Regions from separate parts of the Homo sapiens genome. Here region 1 is linked to region 2. A link is a loop called in an ENCODE intact Hi-C map of the cell type or tissue named here. Cell type or tissue: endothelial cell of umbilical vein. All regions are shown on one strand.

What was found. Hi-C counts contacts between places; a loop is a spot of excess contacts. Peaks named below come from ENCODE experiments on the same cell type or tissue, not always from the same donor. Only the 100,000 strongest peaks of a DNase experiment are listed, where the experiment ranks them.
Region 1: a loop joins it to region 2, with 3 times the contacts of the local background. A loop is called at or near these places in 2 of 110 quality-filtered maps.

Annotation. Positions count from the first base shown.
Region 1 is chr10:16,906,930-16,914,929 of GRCh38, reverse strand. CUBN (cubilin) reads left to right here. Exons shown (of 67, transcript NM_001081.4): 48 at 938-1,119; 49 at 7,251-7,422. Among named protein-coding and RNA genes, the nearest start is that of RSU1, 94 kb to the right of the region's middle. In endothelial cell of umbilical vein, a CTCF peak has its summit at 4,037; DNase peaks (open chromatin) are centred at 3,979 and 4,269; H3K27ac peaks cover 2,013 bases.
Region 2 is chr10:16,992,116-17,000,115 of GRCh38, reverse strand. The region is part of intron 28 of CUBN (cubilin); the gene reads left to right. Among named protein-coding and RNA genes, the nearest start is that of CUBN, 130 kb to the left of the region's middle. RefSeq lists a cis regulatory region at 3,707-3,724 and an enhancer at 3,643-3,787. In endothelial cell of umbilical vein, no CTCF peak of the experiment used is centred here; DNase peaks (open chromatin) are centred at 3,505, 3,795, 6,955 and 7,165; H3K27ac peaks cover 6,178 bases.

The DNA.
Region 1 (8,000 bases), 85 kb after region 2:
ACCCCTATTTTCTTGGACCTTAATCAGAAATTCACAGTGATAAATGAAAAATTACAGCTGTGATCAATGCTATAAGGGAAAATAACTAGTATCACGAGAGAGATAATAAGAGGATGAGAGTTATACTGTAATGCCCACCTTAAGAGAGTCCTGTAGTTACTCAGAATTTGTCTTACTGCAAACCCAACAAACTCAAATGAAATAAAGATCTTGTTCAGAAAAACTGGGTACTTAACATTAACTTTCTGATTTTCCTCTTTTTTTTTTTTTTGTGAACATGGGGTCTTGCCTTGACCTCCCAAAGTGTTGGGGTTACAGGTGTGAGCCACCACTGCTGGCCAATTTTCTTGATTCTTTTTTTTTTCTTTTCTGAGACAGTGTCTCGCTCTGTTGTCCAGGCTGGAGGGCAGTGGCATGATATCAGCTCACTGCAACCTCTGCCTCCCGGGTTCAAGCAATTCTTCTGCCTCAGGCTCCTGAGTAGCTGAGATTACAGGCGCACGCCACGACGCCCGGCTAATTTTTGTATTTTTATTAGAGACGGGATTTCACCATGTTGGTCAGGCTGGTCTTGAACTCCTGGCCTTGTGATCTGCCTGCCTCAGCCTCCCAAAGTGCTGCAAGTGTGAACCACCATGCCTGGCCCGATTTTCCTGATTCTTAAGTTCATTACATTCATTGGTCTCTCATTTCTTGGGCCATGATGATAACTAAATTGCTGCCTGTGGACTATCACCCATGGAAGGCAGGGTTAAATATTAATAGAGATAAAAAATGAATGTATATGTTCACTAAAATCCTCATGCACATAAATAAATATGGAGACTAATTTTATCTAGAAGGATAATTTTTAAATACCTGAATTTTGAGAGCTTTCTTGATGGAAGGAAACATTTTGATTTGATTGAAAGTTTTCTTGGCTTTTTCCCCACGTCAGAGTGTGGTGGGGATCTTCAGGGCTCTATTGGAACATTTACTTCTCCCAACTACCCGAACCCAAATCCTCATGGCCGGATCTGCGAGTGGAGAATCACTGCCCCGGAGGGAAGGCGGATCACCCTAATGTTTAACAACCTGAGGCTGGCCACGCATCCGTCCTGCAACAATGAGCATGTGATAGTAAGTGTTCCCTGCCGCCTGAGATGTTATATTCCATCATTTAAAGAGTTTACCGACCCATAAATCATAGTCAGAAAACTAGGTCAGGAAAATTGCCATCTATGCAACTATAACTCAGACAAATTCTAAGTATTGTTGAAAGAACAAAATCACAGTAACCTGTCAAAATAATTGTAAAAGTTGTTTGAAGAGACTATCAGCTATCACTCTGTGCATCAGGGTCATAGAATAAATTTTAAGAGTGAATGATCACGACAAATGGCAAAACCGGAGAGGCTGTGGGAAGCTAAGCCTACAGCAGCACACAGCTGAATGGGACCAGAGTCACAGCACAAGCCACCACGAAAGTTCTGAGCAGGTGGGTGGTCCTGCATAAGCACTGCTCTCTCCAGGGGTACAGAGGGACTCTTGGTGGGAGAGCACTGCTACGTGACCTCCATGTCACCAACCTCCAGTGGTTTCACATGTGTCTTCAGCACTCTCAGCTTCCTGCAGTGAAAGAAAGCAAATGAGATCCCTGAGTGTGAATAACAAATAGATTGTTAACTGTGAAGTGCTGTGCACACATATGTGTGTGTAGATAGGAAGATTGGATTAATATTAGTAAATTTATCCACCCAACTTGCCCCTTCTGCAGTGTTTGTTATCTCAGTAAATAATTCCAAACTTCTGGTTGCTTGGGTCAAAAATCTTGATGTCTATTTTGGAATCCTTCCTCTCACACCCTATATGGCATCTATAAGCAAGTCCCATTGGGTGTATCTTTAAAAATATCCACAATTGAACTATTTCTCATCATATCTGCTACTAATACCCCCACCGTTCACTTGGATTATTTTAGAAAGTTCCACCTCGTCCCCCTGGTTCCGTTCTCCTCTCCCTACGTTCTCAACACAGCAGCATGTGATGGTTTTAAACCTCAATCGGATCATGTTGCTGCCTTTGAAAATCCTCTAATGGCTTCTCATCTAACTCAGAGGAAAATCCCAAATTGCACCTGTGGCCCACCTGGCTGACATTATCTGCTGCCCCTCCCTCTTCTACCTGTTTGTCTTATCTCAAACTCCTCTCTTCTTTGCTCTCTGGGATCCAGCCACCTGGCCTCCATTCCGTTCCCTGAATGTGCTGAGATGCTCCCCATCTGGCTGTTGCCTTCATCTGGAATGCCCCTCCCCAGATGGCGGCCTGCTCCACACCCTCACTTCACTGGGGTCTCTGCTCGAATGCCTTTTAATCCATAAGGTCTAAGTACCTTATATTACAGACCCCACCCTGGCCTGACCCTTCTCTGCCATGTTGTTTTGCAGCACTTCACACCTGCTGCCATACATCATTTTGATTTGTTCATCAGTTTATTGTCTGCTTCCCCCACTAGAATGTGAGCTCCTTGAGGTCAAGCCACAGTTTCATTCACTGCTGGGGATTCACTGAATCCCCAGTGCCTGTACATAATAGAGATAAATAATTGTTGAATGAATGGATAGTAGAGGTACTATCATTATCCCTTTTATAACAAGCCACTTTTGTTTTCAGTTTAATCGTCTCCTGTTGGGTAGTGAATTTCAAAAATATGAAATATCTTTGTATCTTATGACCACTTTGTATTGCCGTAAAATGATCTTATTCAACCTTCAGATTTTATTTCCAAGTTCTAATATCTGAAGGACTGAACTGTTTTCTTTCAGATCTTGAAAATAAGAAACCAAGTGTGTTTTCTTTTATTTGAGAGCCAGGAAATTTTGGACTAAGGTTGTTTATTATAAAGAAACTTTTTTCCTATTATTGATTGAATTATATAAACAAAGATGAAGTAGAAAAAATACTAACCACTCCCACTATACCACATTTTGATTCATTTTCTCATCTCTTCTTGGCAAAGCATACTTTATGTACTTGTAATCATGTGATATAAATCCACTTGAATTCTGATTTTAATCTATTTTTCTGGTTATAAATATAATGGATGCTTATTGAGCAATATTTGGAGAGTTCAGAAAATAAAAAATATAAAGATATTTTTAATTCTACTCATGTATTACTAAAATTTTGATGTATGTGCTAACAGTTGTTTTTTACCTTTGAAATTATTTTCATAGTTTAAATCATACTGAATATAATGATTATCAGGAATTTTACAAGCAGAGTATTCACATGTCCTTTAGGAAAGAGAATATGAACAGTCATAGTTTTAGATCTCAAATAAAAGTTACAGTCACAACCACAAATTCCAAAGCAGATCTTACTTGTCATCTCCCTATCCCTTAATTATCAACTTATAACTCTTGCAGCTACTGCTGGTGGGTTTTATGTCATTATTTCTAAATAATATTCCTATTCTACTACTCCTTGCTTTTTTTGGACATTATCTATCCACATCCTACTCTAGAAGATGAGACTTACCCCTTTGCCACCACAAACACACATGGGGTATGCAATGTTTATATACTTTCCCAATCGTCTCCCAAAATACGTATGTCACGCTTTTGCTTAAATTGCTGTTCAGTTGACATTACCATGATTATGTAAACACCATTCACAACTGAGCCAAGTAGTGTAGTATGGCAACATTTGCTTTTGTTTTCCTAAGGAATAATAATAATTGGGTCCTCTTTACATTTTCTTGGGTTTTATGCATTGATCACCAATTCGTCCACACCCTCTCCACCCCAGATGTGCATCTCTACCTTCTGTAGTAAAACATATCAGTTCCATTTCTTTTCCTCAGTAATATCCTTCCTTGAGCCTTTGTACGTCAGCTGCAAGCCTGATGCTAGCTGTCATTTCAGAATTTCCCTTTGCCATCAAATGTGCAAGTTCCTTCATTCTTCTCCTGGGCTAGAGAGCTGACTTTGTGATGCTATGCACGTCCCTTTCTTGGTTAATTTCCTCTTTTGGTGAGGCATACCCTCTTGCGGCTCCCCAAGGAAATGGGCAAGGGCAATAAATCTTTTGAAAAATGGTATACCTGAAATTATCTTTATTTTACCATAAATCTTTGAAAAGTATATATTTAAATATTTTATATGTTTGATATATTAATATATATGAATATATTAATAATAATTTTGAAGTTTTGTGTTGCTCATTTGGGGTCAGTTTTCTTCATGTTCCTATCTCCTGTTTACTAATATTGGTCTCTGCCTTTTACATTAGTCACTTCCCTAAATGTCTGCTGATCCTTGGCTATTCATTCGTATTTAAGAATGAATTACTGAAAGGATGACTGGTATCTCTGTATGCATGAGGGGGCCCTGACTCTTTAGCAAAACCTGCAAACCTACAAATGTCATATCCACAGGTCTTTTCTCTTGGGGAGGTTAAAACTCCAGCGACGAATCACTTTCAGAATTAATTTTTCTTCTGAGTCTTTAGTTCTAATGTCCACATTCCTTTTTTTGAAATGTATTTTTATATGTTCAATGTTTATTTTGGTTCCTCTTTACCCTGCTCCAAACAAGGGCATGTGGGTTGGCCTTTGCCCCTACTCTATTTGATTGAGAACTTGCCGAAAAGAGGAAGAAGAAAGATGAAAGAGGAAGAAGAAGAAAGAGAAGGAGAAGGAGGAGGAGAAGAGGGAGAAGAAGAAGAGGGAGAAGAGAGGGAGAAGGAGAAGAGGGAGAAGGGGAAGGAGAAAAAAAGAAGAACAATAAGAAGGAGAAGGAGAGAAGAAGAAAAGAAGTAGAAGAAGGAGAAAGAGAAGGAGGAGGAGAATGAGAAGGAGAGGGAGAAAGAGAAAAGAAGAAGTAAAAGATGAAAGAAAAAAAAGAAAAGAGTGAAGAAGAAAGAAGATCTGCTGGTGCAGAGGAGGCAGCTTTAACTTTCATTGCACTGCTTCCTAGCTAATACCTTATCCAGCTGGAATGAGCCTAAAATTTCTCTAAACCCACCTGCCTATCTGACTCTCTGTACAGACAGAGAAAATAAAAAGCTATGCCACCCAGTGTGTCCTACAATAAGACCTGTGTCTGATGTTGTCCCTGCTCATAGCAGATCCTAAATCTCACGTGCCTGCTTCCTATCCATTTGTACTCTGAGAGTTGTAGTTTCTAAGTACAAAAGGGATTAGAGGACAATGATGGGAATTGCATTCTGGTTGCTTCTAACAGCAGAAGTCCATGTGATAAATGGATGACTATAACATGTTCAGTCATTGTGATTCTATGCCAAAGGCAGACTCAGAGGCAGGATAACAGCCATTGATCACAGTTTCCGACATGTCCCATTAACCTTATGGTTGGTTCTAATCCCTTTTGATTCCATCAATGTGGTGCCCATTCCTGTTTTCAGCATTATAGAAATATTTTTCCTCATCTGTTTCTTTATGCATTACTTAATGGTTTGGAATCAGAGGGATGGTTTGAATCCCAGTTCTATTATTACATCATCTTTCTGGATTCTGGTATCTTAATCTGGAAAACAGGGATACTGTTATCTGCCTGGGAGGGTGTTTTGTTGATTAGATAAGACAGGCTGAGTGGATGATAAGCAAAGACTGGCATTTTTGTCTGCTCAGTAAATGATAGCAAACTCTTCTTCTGGTCCAGTGAGCCAGAAGACACTTTACACCAGAAGCCCCCAGAGAGCTAAATTTGATTAATTATAGTAAATTTAAAGAGATGACATCTTGGCCGGGCGCGGTGGCTCACGCCTGTAATCCCAGCACTTTGGGAGGCCGAGGCGGGTGGATCATGAGGTCAGGAGATCGAGACCATCCTGGCTAACAAGGTGAAACCCCGTCTCTACTAAAAATACAAAAAAAAATTAGCCGGGCGCGGTGGCGGGCACCTGTAGTCCCAGCTACTCGGGAGGCTGAGGCAGGAGAATGGCGTGAACCCGGGAAGCGGAGCTTGCAGTGAGCCGAGATTGCGCCACTGCAGTCCGCAGTCCCGCCTGGGCGACAGAGCGAGACTCCGTCTCAAAAAAAAAAAAAAAAAAAAAGAGATGACATCTTTTGTTGTGGAGTGCATTCTCCTTCTGCATAACTGTTAGTGCCATAGTCTGAGTCATTATTTCTAATCTTGAGTCATTCAAATCCTTTTAAAAATGGGAATATCAACCATTCAATCAATGAATTATTGTTCAGTTATTTCATCTAGATTTTTTTTGAACTGTGAAAACCAGTCATGCAAATTCATTTGATTTTATAAAGCATTGGAAGAATAGTTTGCGAATTATTGTAACTATGTGAATGACTACAGCTATTATTTAATATTTTAGAGTCAATAATAATCCATTATTGGAAATTCAAATAAGTAAGAAAATTGAAGCTTTGAATCCATAACTAATGAGGAAAGAACTATTATGTTTAATTGCAGATGGAGATTGATTTTTCAAATTACTTTTCAAAGTATTTAAAAATATCTGCTTGCTGGGTGCTGTGGCTCACACCAGTAATCCCAGCACTTTGGGAGGCCAAAGCAGGTGGATCACCTGAAGTCAGGAGTTCAAGACCAGCCTGACCAACATGGTGAAACCCCATCTCTACTAAAAATACAAAATTAGCTGGGCGTGGTGGTGCATGCCTATAATCTCAGCTGCTTGGGAGGCTGAGGCAGGAGAACTGCTTGAACCTGGGAAGTGAAGGATACGGTGAGCCAAGATCACACCGCTGCACTCCAGCCTGGGCAACAAGAGCAAAACTCTGTCTCAAAAAATAAATAAATAAAAATTAAAGTAAATAAAGAAAAATATCTGCTTTATTATGTACATGAAATCATCAGAAACTGATATTTAAGCTTCCCTTCCAAGTAACAAATGTCCTGATGCATTGTTAAGAAAAACTGCCCATCAGTGAGCTCTGCAGACCACATTGTAAGCACAATGGCTCATCTCCTTTACATTGAGAGCACAGTTTCCAGTTGCAAAGTGTATAGCAGCTTTTAATCTATCACCACATGGCAGGAAGGCATTACTGCAATACTTTCATTCTAGTGAAATCACCCTGAAGTCACAAAATGTGCTCGGGGTAACAGTGGCTTGTGGCACTGCGATAGAAACCTGCATTGTTAGGTCATTCATTTTGGGGCAGGGTTCCCATAAAAGGAAGTGGGTCTGGGCTGGAAATATCACCTCCTAGGAAATATGCAGTAAGATGGATTGTGTGCCTGAAGGTTAAACTCTTTTTCCAACAGGTATTCAATGGCATTAGAAGTAACTCACCCCAGCTAGAGAAACTGTGTAGTAGTGTGAATGTAAGCAATGAGATTAAATCTTCAGGAAACACAATGAAAGTCATTTTTTTCACGGATGGATCCAGGCCATATGGCGGCTTCACTGCTTCCTATACCTCCAGTGAAGATGCAGGTAATGTAGGATGTTGTAAATGCCCCCCATTTTAATCAGGGGCACTGCAGATGCCCCCATCTACTGCCAATGGCAGCAGAGCCATCCATTTTCCCTTTAGTGATACTTGAAATCTTTGACATAAGACAAACACACATAAGCAGATGAAAAACGCACTGCAGACAGAAAAAAAGCTTTCTGATTTCAGAAAGAAACTGCCATAGTGAATTTAAAACTTTTAATGCTATTAGATTAGCTTCTAGCACAGTTTCAGGTCATGTTACCATGAGGGTTGGTGACCTGTTCCGTAGTCCCTGGTCAATTCTTTTGTGCTGAAAGAAACCATCTACCTCCTAGAGGGTAACTTAGTCTCAGAGAGTAATTAATTTTGCTGGGGACAGAACAGGCTTTATTGTTTCTAGTCATCTATCCACACACATATTTCCAGTGAAAATAAATGGGAGGTTTGATTTGATATAGAATATTCCAAAATTAAGCAAGATATGGCCTCTAATTATAAATATCCTCCTATTTCCTGAATTGGGTTCAAAATTTTAAAGGGTTTTAAATTTTAGAAGTGGGAGTGTTTTAAAATTTAG
Region 2 (8,000 bases):
AATTTAGTTGTTTTTCTTCCCCTAAGCTAAGGACCCAGGCTGGCTGGATGCAGGATTTGCCCTGCGAGGGGCCTGCAGCATGGGATGTTGTAATCAGAGAAAACAACCTTGAGGCTCAGATTTGGACAGAGTTTAAAGGGTCACAGAACACCACTGCCATGGACGTGGTGCTGCCCACCTGTGTCCATTTCTCCGGGTGGAGTCCTCTCCCTGCAGAGGGAAGGTTAGAGGTTGGAGGAGGTGAGGGAAGGAATCAGGGAGAGGCCTGCAATGTAGGTCCCTGGAGGCTCTTTGAGCTTTTCCCTGCAAGAGCCCTGTGTACCAAAATAATGAAATTGAAGGAATGCAGGTTTGAATAATATTTCTAAATAGAAGTATGACTGTTGAACTTGGAAACTGCCTACAGAGAACATGTTTTCTCTGTCTTTGTTTGTTTGAGGGATTTCATAAAGAAGCTTTCAGTAGCCTTAGGCATGACTGCTTATTTCAGGGAAGGTTAGTACAGTTATCTTAGTCTCATTTCTTTCCTTGTACCTTTTTATACTAAACTTTGTTTAGAAGTCTTCAATCATTTCAAAAACATCCAAGGAGAGGGAAAAGAGATTGATCAAATGATTGATTTCTCCTGAAGAATTGTAAGCAAGGGATTTCTACTGGGAAACCATTTTTTAATTTGATTGAAATTAGTAGCTTAAAAGGAAACTGATAAAGTTAATCAAAGTGAAAAGATGACAAGATTGGCTAACTTCTCTAGGTTAAGACGAAAGATAGTATCCTTTTGTATACAGGAAATTAAAATTTATATTACACAGAAACTCCAAAATTATGGCTTCTTTGGATTTCTTTCTCTTTGATGATGTACTAAAGGGAAACACATCAGTATTTAGATCTAGGCCATCTTAGATAGTCAGATGGCTATGACAGTCTTAACTTTGAGTATTTATATGACATCTTGAATAGGAATGTAAAGGTCATTATATAGCGGTCCACAGCATTGATTTCTAAGCTTCTTGTATCTGTTTTCCAAGTCACTGACTTCATGCAATAACTTATTCTTTCACTGTTTTTTATTGTATCTCTACCATTGAAACCCGATGCTCTACTTTATATCCACTGCTGTATAGAAATTAGTCGAATAAAATGGATTATCACAAAATATGGGGCAAGGATGAAGTCTCCATGGAACATGAAACTTTCTAAACGTTCATTGACTCTCCAACACTAAAAATCGTTATGACTTAACTCCCTGGTTCTTGGGTTTACCTGTTTCTTCCTGATGTGATACCTGGCCCTGTATTTGCTGCTAGTTTTCTCAACAATAGACCTTTTCTGTTTTCATGAAAATCTTACCCTTGACCAACCATCCTCTAAACCTCAAGATGACAAATAGGAAGTAATAATTACAAGATGGAATACAGAAAGTTTACAAATGTGCACTCCTTGAATACCACACAAATAGTTGTTACCATTTTGTACCTACCTGGGAGTTTGGCCACCTCAATTATCAGGGAAAGAATGAGGATACATTAGCTTCTTAGGGCTACTGTAACTAAGTACCACAAACTGGGTGGCATGGGACAACAGAAATTTGTTCTCTTTATTCTGGAGGCTGGAATTCCAAAGTCAAGGTGTTGGCAGGGTCATCCCTCTGACGGCTCTAGGGAAGACCCTTCCTTGCTGCTTCTAGCTTCTGTTGATTGATGGCTGTCTTTGGCTTTCTAAGCCTTGTAGATGCATAACTCCAATTTCTGCCTCTATCCACACATGACCTTCTTCCTTCTTGGTGTCTGGGACCAAATTTCCCTCTTCGTATAAGGATACCAAGAATATTGGATTTCAGTTCCACCCCAATCCAGTATGATCTCATTTTAACTTGACTGCATCTGCCAAGGCCCTTTCCTCCAAAAAGGTCACAGTCACAGGTTCCTGGTAGGCATAAGTCTCGGGGGACAGTGTTCAACCCAATACAGGGACAACTCTCTCCTCTCCTGGAGTCACGATGTTTTGTCCTCTTCTTCCTTTTCACTCTCTTCTTTCTTCCTTCTTTTTTCTCAAGGAAATTTTATGTTCCTTGGCCTTTATATTACTTGATTTTCTTCTTTGATTTCATCTCGTGATCACTCCAGTTTGTGTCCCCTTCCTCACAGAATACATGCTATCTGACTAAATCCCTCAGAAAAATCCATCTGCACATGCTTCATGTCCTTATGAATTTGAGGAGCTCCACCCTTGGCCTTGTGTTCAGAGAGGACTAGTGACCCTAGTAGGACAGATGCCTATCACTTGGCCACATACCTGTGAAATGTTGGGGAATTAACTGGTAACATCAAACCAGGAATTACTGACTTTTTGTGGTTCTCATTACATGCCAGTCACCTTTGGACAACTTTGGCCATTTTAAGGAGCACATATTCCTGTCCACTTCCCCACCCTCCCTGACCTGAAAGTTTCTGTTCAAAATCCTTGTAATTACGTTTTTTTATGTTTCATAGATGTATCGGAAGTGAGGCCTGTATACTCACTCCAGGAAATAGTTCACTTTGCCTTGGGTTGGGCCTTCCCCAGATTCTGAGCTCTTAGTTACCAATTCACATCACACCTGCCTTACCAAAAGGGTCCTTGCTGGCAGTTTCTCTTCTGTGTCCTCCCTTCCTCCACAAGCTGCCTTTTTTTTTTTTTTTTTAGATGGAGTCTCACTCTGTTGCCAGGCTGGAGTGCAGTGGTGTGATCTCAGCTCACTGCAACCTCCACTTCTTGGGTTCAAGTGATTCTCCTGCCTCAGCCTCCTGAGTAGCTGGGACTACAGGTGCCTGCCACCACGCCCAGCTAATTTTTTATATTTTTAATAGAGACAGGGTTTCACCATGTTTGCCAGGATGGTCTCGATCTCCAGACCTTGTGATCGGCCTGCCTTTGCCTCCCTAAGTGCTGGGATTACAGGCATGAGCCACTGCGCCCAGCCCACAAGCCGCCTTTTTACACAATGAAGGCAAACTGGCCTTGCCAATGAAGCACATCTCAAGGTCTTATAGAGCAGAAAGAGTTTTTATTGTTAAGTTATAGAAAAAAAGCTATTAAAATATAAATTGAGCATTTTAATGAAGCACGTGAACATCCTCACTAATTACTTTTAAAATTTAATTCTCTTTCACTGTGCCTTGGCTTTTGGCTTCGTTTTAACAGCAACTGTTGATTTCCCAGGCATTTCCTTTAGGAATGAAGGGATAAGGGTGGGAGGGTGTCGGTGATGAATCACTTCTCTCTTCCTTTTCTGCCATCCTCTTTGGGCTTTAGCCATGTGTATTTCAAGATGTTATTCCTCCTGATGCCATCAGTTTATGGCATATAGTTTCAGGAAAATGCCAGCCAGCAAAGCGCTGACTGCATTTGAGCAGTCGCCGGGCAATACAGCAGTTACTTTTTAAATTTTGTGCCTTGGATTCCATTTAGCTGTTTCATTACTGGTTTGCTTTTATTAAAGCTCTTATTAAAAACACACAGATACGAACTTAAAGATAGTACCTACATAGGAGATTATTATTAAATGTTTCAGTACTGGAATTTTATAACTCATGGCTTGTTTTGGACAAAAACCAAAACAATATTAGTGAAGTTCTTTTATGAAGGTATTTTAAGTTATCTACACAAGTAAGCAGGTTTAGCAACAGCTTGTAACTCTTGGTTGTTATGAGTTCAGCAGATCAATGTGCTTCCTGCAGATAAAGCAAGCACTTCCTTTCGGCAGATGAGTGAGAGTTTGGAGGAAAATCAAGGCAAACAGATGATCAGTCACCAGCTCTAAAACTTTTATAAAGATTAACTCTTTAAAACTGAAAAACATAGGCTTCTCTTCAGGGCATTATTTTATTCCAGTTCAGCTGATGTCTAATGATGTATTCTGTTAGATTTTGCCTCAAAGTCAATTAAAAGATTTTTGCTTTGTTTACGTTTTCCAGGTTGCTATGGTGATTGTCTTCAGTGGAGGGACAGGACAGTAATGAGGGCAGCATTCAACATTGTTAGTTCCGTGCCTTTGAGCTGAAGTTCTCGGCAAGGCATGGGGGAGAGAGAACACAGAAGTGGAGGTCAGGATCGGGGAGGGTGGGTGTCACAATAGGGTTTTGTACCCACATCTGCCATTCACTAAGTGATATGAGCATGTTCCACAGCTTTCTTGAACCTCACTTTGCTCACCTCTACAATGGGCCTGACATCATTGTTACCTGCCTCCCGTTGTCATGATTAATTTCAAATAAAATAATGCATTTCAAATAAAAATAATTCAAATAAAATAAAAGCACTTGAGAACTGAACTACCATAAAAATATGGATTGTCTTTTAAAAAATTTTTGTGCACCTTAATGAAAAACCAATTTCTTACCTCTTCTCTAGCTATTCATGATAGCTTTTTAACCAGTAATTCCTCTTCTAGCTCCAAGTCTTTGTCTCAAATCTGGGGATAAAGTCTTGTGAGGATACAAAACACGGCCAGGTGTGGTGGCTCATACCTGTAATCCCAGCACTTTGGGAGGGAAAGGTGGATCACTTGAGCCTAGGAGTTCAAGACCAGCCTGGGCAATATAGCAAGATCCTGTTTCAAAAGAAAAGAGTAAAAAAAAAATGTAAAGATAGAATACACAGCATGTGTGAAAGGATTATGATATGCACAACATTTAGCTAAAAACTTTGGATTGTTTCATTCATTCTATGTAACAACCCTATGAAGTAAGTATTCATACAGCTATAGATGAAAGAAAGGTTAGATTACTTACCTAGGAACTATCACAGCCAGTTTAGGAACCCATTTGTCTGAACTACAGCCCATGCTTCCTCTGTTACACTATAATGTTTCCAAAAGTTTTGCAATCTAACATGCCAATTAAGCAGTTCTAAAATCGTGTCTACTCCATGAAAACTTTCTCTTACCAAAGTGACAAAGAGCCACTGTGTCTATTTCTCTCAAAACTCTTTATTCCTCATGTCACTGTTCCTTTCTTGGTTGGTATTTTCATCTTTTTCATTTTTGAGACGGGGTCTTGCTCTGTCGCCCAGGCTGGAGAGCAGTGCTGTGATCTCGGCTCAATGCGACTTCCACCTCCTGGGTTCAAGCAATTCTCCTGCCTCAGTCTCCTGAATAGTTGAGATTACAGGCGCATACCACCACGCCCAGCTAATTTTTGCATTTTTAGTAGAGACAGGGTTTCACCATGTTGGGACAGGCTGGTCTCGAACTCATGACCTCAGGTGATCTGCCCACCTTGGTCTCCTAAAGTGTTGGGATTACAGGTGTGAACTACCACGCCTGGCTGGTATTTTCATCTTTTAAATTATCTTCTTTTATCTTCTTTTGAAAGGCTTTTCTAAATCATTGTCATCTATTTTAGATTATGAATGACCGGTGTTAAAAACTTCTGTATTTCTTTTACATTTTATTGTTCATTCAACCAGACAGGTAACCGGATGACGACAAGGATGTTGGTGGTCTAAACATCCCTGCCTGTGTTATTTCCTGATGGGTATTGGTTTATATAACTTCTTTCCTCTCCAGACTTGTGTATTCTCCATCTCTTTTTCCCTTCCCTGTTTGTTATCCCTTTGTCATGCATCCAGAGTCGCAAATATGACTGGTAATGGCAGGATGAGTTATTTATTCTTATTTGTAACTTACCAGTGATTAACATGTAAAGGATAGAATAGTATTCAGGTTGTTTTCTTCAAATAAAAACTTATTGAAATTACTCTTAGTAAACTGAAGGAGAAGCAAAAAGGGTTTAATAACTTGCAAGAAGACATGTGGGCAATAACACTTTTTATGTCTATAAATGTCTTTCTTTTTTTCAAGAGATATTAAATATGCTTGGCTTCTATAGCACTGCTTGTATTATGGGCAGATGCTCAATAAACACTTATGAGTGAATGAAGGAATAAATAAATGGAATTGGGAAGCTATTTTACCTCTTTCAAATTTTAGAAATACGAAGACAGTTAAGTTTCTACCGTAATTACCAGAATTACAACGTGCAGGTTTGTTACATATGTATGCATATGCCATGTTGGTGTGCTGCACCCTCCTAGTACTGTATAATTTTGACCAGAAAGTACCACTAAATTAATCTATCCTATTTTGCATTTGCTGTGAACTTTTAATTCAAATGTTTCCTTTTGATATGTTAATCCTCAGAGGTAGTGAGAGCATGAAGGAGAAAAAGAAAACTTCAGAGATTTCAAGCCCTAACTGTTTCTTTCCCTCTTTCTCATGATCATACAATATTTTTCCTGACAGAGTATCACTTATAAAATTGAAATTTCTCAGCTGGGCATGGTGGCTCACACCTGTAATCCCAGCACTTTGGGAGGCCAAGGCGGGTGGATCACCTAAGGTCAGGAGTTCGAGACAAGCCTGGCCAACATGGTGATGAAACCCCATCTCTACTAAAAAAAAAAAAAGAAAAGAAAAAGAAATTTTTCTTTAAGAAGCATACATATATGTGCTATTAACAAGATATACTTAAAAGTAAAATTTTGCTCTTTTTATTAAAGAAAACCTTGTGGATTATTTGCTTTAAATACTAGGAAAAAAGACATTGTGGGTCCATATAACTATACTGTAATTTTTTTAAAGCAATACTGAATGCCCCGAATCTGTATTACCATTCCAGTTTACAGCGACAATTTAAGGGTATTAGTATCCTGTTATTTGCGAAGGAATTCACAAGGAAATGTAAAACAATTGGAAAAGACAATGGAAAAATGTTACACAGAGTTTTATGTGAATCAACTAAGATAAAAAAATTGAATCAGATTGGCTGATGAACGAATGCTAAATAAAAATGCAGAAATGAGCTATCTAAACTTTCATTTCCTTCTTATCTTTTATATCATGTGGCCATAAAGTTATTTTCCTCTAGATTTTTTCCATTGGATAATTTATTTGATACTACTGATAGAAAGAACCATCTGAGCTGAAAATGCAAGTTGAGAAAAAAATTTCAGTAACAGGCTTTGCTTACCTGTAATGTATTTTAGTAAAAGGTGGTACATCTTAACACGAGTTACATGAGGCACTGTGTTGTACCACTCCGGAAGCATCCTGTTATAGAATGTCCTGTGAGCGGTGCTCCCTGGAGTTGGGCATTGGTACAGGAGATACGGACAATCTGTGATGATTTTGGCTTCAGGAATATTTGCCATGTGTTGTTGTAGTCGGACAAATATTTTCTCATCTTTTACGGTACTTGTGTTTTTTTAAGATTCATCATAGTCTCTAAACAATGTCAGCACATCTAATTTTAAACAGCTTTTTCGTAGGCTTTAGAAATAAAAGCCGGAACTTTTTAGGACACAGGAAAGATATTGCTCTGTGCAATACATTTAAAGTCTGAAAACGCAGAGGTTTTCAAGTGAAAGGAGACTGAGAAGTCAAGAAGATAGTAGTGCTTTGAGCTAGAGTCAGATTTCTCTGCCGAATCAAGATTCTTAGAATTCTCAGTGCTTCTCAGTGCAGTGGGGAATTCTGCACGGAGATTTTTTTTTTAACTCCTTAACTTTTAAAAGCTTTTCTTCTAACTCACTGTACAGGAGGAATTTGCATAGAGTGGACAGTAGACAAGATCTCAGACTTGGTGTCTTACTTTAGAAGCCATGGTAGTTTAATGTTATGTGAAAAATGCACGTTTACTCATAATGGAGTGAGGAGGCACTGTTACTTTTATTTTATTTTTTATTATTATACTTTAAGTTCTAGGGTACATGTGCACAATGTGCAGGTTTGTCACATATGTATGCATGTGCCATGTTGGTGTGCTGCACCCATTAACTCGTCATTTACATTAGGTATTCCTCCTAATGCTATCCCTCCCCCCTTCCCCCACCCCATGACAGACCTTGGTGTGTGATGTTCCCCACCCTGTGTCCAAGTGTTCTCATTGTTGAATTCCCACCTATGAGTGAGAACATGTGGTGTTTGGTTTTCTGTCCTTGTGACAGTTTGCTCAGAATGA